2 separate regions of the Homo sapiens genome follow, and region 1 is linked to region 2. Evidence: chromatin loops called from intact Hi-C (ENCODE). Cell type or tissue: lower leg skin. All regions are shown on one strand. Links, peaks and the distances in the headings refer to the core of each region. The heading gives the core; the rest is flanking DNA.

Region 1 (2,728 bases), core at 1-2,500, 380 kb before region 2:
AAAAATTAGCTGGGCGTGGTGGCGGGTGCCTGTAGTCCCAGCTACTGGGGAGGCTGAGGCAGGAGAATTGTTTGAACCTGGAAGACAGAGGTTGCAGTGAGCTGAGAACGCGCCACTGCACTCCAGCCTGGGCGACAGAGCAAGCCTCCATGTCAAAAAAAAAAAAAAAGAAAGAAAGAAAGAAAGAAAGAAAGAAAGAAAGAAAGAAAGAAAGAAAGAAAATTTCCAGATTATCTTCCCATTTCTGTCCTCAGTCAGAAGACGTCCTAAATCAGAGATTTCTAACAGCATCTCTGGAAACTGCAGAAATGCTACACCTCTGCTTACCTCCTTAAAAAAAAAAAAAAAAAAGAAAAAAAAGGTATTGTATTGAGAGGGCAAACAACACAGAGAAGACAACTCAGAGTCAACTCACTTCTTTGGTATGTGAACAGACAGAAACTCCAAGACTCCAAGATAAGTACCTTCTTTGAAAGTGAGTCCCACATGCTTAGTAGATTTCACAGTTAAGGGAGGAAAAAAAAATCAGTATTTTTGAGGAAGGAAGATCCTATTTCTCTCGCAATGAAACAGTGATATTATTTCCTGATTTATCAGCATCCATACAAAAAGTTAATTTCCATTCTGCTTGATTTGTCTTAGATGCTGCTTAAATATTTCATACTAATTCCTAATTGTTGGAGGAAGGGGATTCTGACTCAAATAGTTTACTATCTTTGGTTTCCTTGGAAGAAAAACAAAGCTAAGATTTGTCATCTTTTGTCTTGGGGATGTGTTGTTAGCAGTTTATTAAACCACAAATGACATTTCGGCACATAACCTGGAGAGTCAATTAAAACTCTTCTATGAAATAAATCTTTACTGTGTGGGAACTGAACCCAGGACATATTGAATGTAAAGAATGTAATGCATACATTCTTTATGCATTAACTTTTTAGCTACATCTTCCATGCAGTTCCTAAACCGGACAGTAGATGGCTCCTCGTTCCTTGTCTTTCAAAGAGTTGGCACTTTGTAGCAGTAACAGTGCTGGTTTAGAAAAGCAAAAGGATAACTAGAGTTATGGGGAAAATATATTGAGAAACTGGTATTTGTGATCTTGGCATATTATTGAACTATACAGCTCATACTGTACAGGTGAAGACGTACTGGCTAATAATGCCATTTGGTCATAATGCCTTACATTGTAGGTGCTCATCTATAATGAGAATTAAATATTTCATTTTCCTGGAAGAATAAAAATGATCTTCTGGATAATCAAAATCATCATTACCTAATTGAGTGCTGTCAAAAAGAACTTTCTGGGATACTGAAAATGTTTTTCTTTTGCACAATCCAATACAGCAGCCACTAGCCACAAGTGACTTACTTAGCACTTAAAATGTGGCTTATTGCAACTGAAAAACTAAATTTTAAATTTTGTTTAATTTAAATAAACTTAAGTTTAAATATTCCCATATGACTAGTGGCTACCATACTGAACAGCACAGATATGAGTAGCTGAATCATCATTTATACAAGGTAGATCTCAACCCAAATTAGATAATAGCATGTGGAGAACATTCTTTAATGAAAGGTTTTATTTTTCTACACCTAATTCATCTCAGGAAAATGATCTGATACCTAATGAGGATGTTTATTAAAAAGTAGAGTTTTCTATTTATATTTTAGTATATAACATGGTTACTGGGATAATTTTCCAGCTGTGAGTTTTTGAAAAACTATATTCATCCCTTCCCATTTTTCTCTTTTAGATCAATAGAAAGATATTGGTAGTCCAGGCTAATTTGTACTTTCTCTGGGTTAAACTAATTTTCTAAGCAGGGTTTCCTAATAAAGTTTGAATCAACTGAATGATTTCCAGACATAGGCATATCCTGAAATGAAATAATAAATATAAACCTAAGAAAAAATGATTGTTGAAGACAAATTTAAAAATTTAGTGGATAGTAATATTGATTTAATAGGCCAAAAAATAATCTGACACCAATCTTTTTGATAATCATTTTTAATATTCATACCTAAAGAAAAACAAAGCAAAAAGCAGTTTAATATTAAATTTCTACATGAATTCATAAATAAAAAAGAAATTTCACTCTCCTCTCTTCATTTCCATGTACCCAGAAAGTAGGTGAACACCTAACTGCAAATCACTTGTCCCTTCATTAGTCCACCTCTAAGACAGGGTGTAAATGCATGAAGCGATAGTACAACAAAATAAAGCAGTTATGACAGACCTAAAGAAACTCATAAATCATTCTGTTCAACTCCCCACAGTCGTTTTATAGACACTGCAGGCATAGAGAAAAAATAAATCACTGATTAGGGCTCCAGATCAACCAGAACCCAAGTCTCCTTATTTCCAAGGCAGAAATATGCCACAGCACTAGGCTATAACATCTGTCACTTTAGGATAAGCAAAGGTTGCATGGATCTTTTTTGTAGTTTTAACTGGAGAATCAAAAAGGACAACTATAGGTCTGAAAAAGTGAGGGGGGTGGGCTGGCAATACCTGAATTCAACTACTACTAATAAAAATCCCATAAATCTTAAACAGCATTTTTAACAGTGCAATTGGCCTCTTTAAGAAGTCACAAAATGTTTTCACAGCTTTTTCATTTATTATGTGTGGCATCAGAATCAAGTTTCCCAATCCCTGCTTCAAGGATTCTAGATTCTTCTCCCAAGCAAAGAAAAAGACATTCCATTCACCCATCTCCTTTCCAAG
Region 2 (3,043 bases), core at 328-2,827:
AGAAAACTACATTATTCAAAGAGGGCTGAGTTCTATATGTTAGAAAAATGTTCTGGTATTAAAGGGAACGGTAAAATATCAATGTAACAGGGTAGGAAAAGTCTAAGATTTATAATCAGAAATACACCATTTCAAACAGTGACCCGTACTAGTAGTATGACAAGTTACAAGTTGTACAAGTTACTGACCTTTCTAGGCCTCGGTTTTCTCACCCATAAAATAGAAAGAAAAAAAGCCCACTTTCCAGCATATGAGTATTAAATACATCATATTCGCAAAGTGCATACGTCCAGACTATACTGGACATTCAATAAATATTATTATCTCTTCCACTCTTAACTCCCTACAAAATTTTATTAGAGGCCAGGCACGTTAGCTCATGCCTGTTATCCCAGCACTTTGGGAGGATCACTTGAGGCCAGGAGTTCAAGACCAGCCTGGCCAACATGGCGAAACCCCGTTTCTACTAAAAATACAAAAATTAGCCAGGTGTGATGACGCATGGCTGTAATCCCAGCTACTCAAGAGGCTGAGGCACAAGAACCACTTGAACCCGGGAGGTGGAGGTTGCAGTGAGCCGAGATCACACCATTGAACTCCAGCCTGGGCAACAGAGCAAGACTCTAAAAATACAATAAAATAAAATGAAAAAAATTTTAAAAATTGATTAGAAAACGAAGTTCCCCTGTCAAACAACTCTTTAAGACAACCCTGAACTCTAATAAATTCAGATGGATACATTATAATATCAGATACAATATTTTATCAAATTAAAAGTTGATTATGAGATATCACTAAGAAAGAGAAGTGCTACCAATATAATTGTATGTTGCTATTAATTATATAAAGCATCATAATTTCAGAAATGTTAAAATATAAAATATGTGCATATTTTTGTAAAATCAATAAAATACATTAAAGTGTCTAGGATTTTAGATAAGCTTGGAAATACAACAGACACAAGAAACAGAAAACAAAGAGACCCGTATTTCCTCCTATTGCTTAATCTCTTATCTTTGGAGGAAAGAAAAATCATTAAGGTGCAGGCCTGAGAGTCAAGCAATTGCTCAGTTAAGAGTTCCTTTAAATACCAGTTTACTTGGTTTATACCAGTGACTAGATACACAGAAACAACATTTGAGGGAAAAGGCATATGGAAGGAAGAAATAAAGAGCATTTTGTGTTTTACCGCCTTCTTTAAAAATCTTAATTTCAAGGTTTTTTAATACTTTGGTTTAAGTACTTAAGGTATGTAGTTCTAAATCTATAAGGAGATTAAATGGTAGTTTTCAAAGCTTGTAGAACAACACACACATAGAGCACTCCTGACCACTTAGTTATGTAACCTATAGCGACATTTAGTGGTGGTGCCCGCAAATTACAACTAGGTGTCCCAAAGGGGTAGGACAATTGTTTGTATAAAATGACTCAACAAAATTCTCCTTTATCATAGTGTGAGTGATGTCGCATAATCCTGCCCAGAAGGTTATTAAGAGGTCTTCTGGAGGTGGTGCTAGAGGTGGTAGAAGCTATGTCATTGCAATCTTACATTTGAGAACTAAACACTGACCTTTTTCTTCTCTTGCCCAAATTTGTATCTAAGGGGACTGGTGGGTTACACCCTACAATCCATAATGTCTCATCAAAGGGGTTTTATTTAACCCTATATAATGTGGCTCACTTTCCAACCTGACTCTGGCATAACATCACACGACAGATAAAGAAGGAAATCAAAGTAGTTCAAGCCCAAATATGTTTTATTTGCCATGTCCTGAAATAGTCCTGCAAAGCTGACTGATTTGGGGAAAATCTACATTCTGAAGAGAATCCCCTTGCTTTTCCTTCCTTTTTCCTGATCTAGGAGAAAGAAATCAACTCTGATAAGAAACATTTATAATCTATTATCTCTAAAGTCAGCTCTCTGGAGACCTCCTCTGCATAAGATAAGGGGTTGGTTGGTGTCCACAACTCCTTATCTTAACCAAGACATTCTTTTCTATTGAGTCAAGGCCTTTAAACTCTTTAACTCTTTAAACCAATTGCCAATCAGAAAATCCTTGAATCTACCTATGACCTGGAAGCCCTCGATTCCAGTGGTCCTGCCTTTCCTGACCAAACCAATGTATCTCTTACAAATACTGGCTGACGCCTTGTGTCTCCCTAAAATGTATAAAATCAAACTGTATCCTGACCACCTTGGGTACATGTTCTCAGGATCTCTTGAGGGCTATGTCACACGTCACTGGTCTTTGATATCTGGCTCAGAATAAATTCCTTCAAAATATTTTAGAGTTTGACTCTTTTCATTGACATATTTTACATAGTTTGGTATTTTCTGCATATGCTTTTCTCCATAATAGAATCATGGTGCTGGAAGAGACCCTAGGGACTATCTAATCCAATTCTCCCATTTGCAGATGATAAAGCTGTGACTCAAATATGCTAGCCAAAGGTCACACAGCTAGGAAGGGGCAGTTTCAGGCCTTGCCAAGAATTCTAAATGCATTGCTCTTGCAATTAAATGGCTTTGTCATTCATACAGCGCAGATTAGAGTATTGGCTATAGTTTTCAACGCTTATTCATTGAGCATTTAATATAAAATCAAGTATATTAAAAAGATATTTACGGCTCTGTTAGAAAGTTTAAGATGAATTAGGGATTAGTACATAAAAAACAAAGTCCATGAAAACTAATAGTTAAACATACAGTTTTGACAACTCTACGAGATAGATACAGTTACTATGACCATTTTACAGTTCAAGAAATTGAGACAAAGTATTATTGGTAACTACTAAGTCCAAAAAAAGAAAAAAACTATAAAAGTTACATAGAAAAGTAAATGCAATCATATTGTAATACATGGCTCAGCTGTTAAGTGATAGTAACACAGGCTCAATGATAGAAGCTACAACTTTCAAACAATCATGTTTGGAAGACAAGAGGGGAAGTATGTGTTGAAGAACAGGGCGAGGGAGACAGAGATAGGGGATGTAAGAAAACTCATCAGTTTCTGTAGAAGGCATGAATAGACATCTAAAACTA

The links. Peaks named below come from ENCODE experiments on the same cell type or tissue, not always from the same donor. Only the 100,000 strongest peaks of a DNase experiment are listed, where the experiment ranks them.
Region 1: a loop joins it to region 2, with 12 times the contacts of the local background. A loop is called at or near these places in 106 of 110 quality-filtered maps.

What each region holds. Positions count from the first base shown.
Region 1 is chr4:81,466,605-81,469,332 of GRCh38, forward strand. The region is part of intron 1 of RASGEF1B (RasGEF domain family member 1B); the gene reads right to left. Among named protein-coding and RNA genes, the nearest start is that of RASGEF1B, 3.9 kb to the right of the region's middle. In lower leg skin, for the core only: a CTCF peak has its summit at 1,034; no DNase peak of the experiment used is centred there.
Region 2 is chr4:81,843,520-81,846,562 of GRCh38, forward strand. No RefSeq gene overlaps it. Among named protein-coding and RNA genes, the nearest start is that of RASGEF1B, 370 kb to the left of the region's middle. In lower leg skin, for the core only: a CTCF peak has its summit at 1,340; a DNase peak (open chromatin) is centred at 1,372.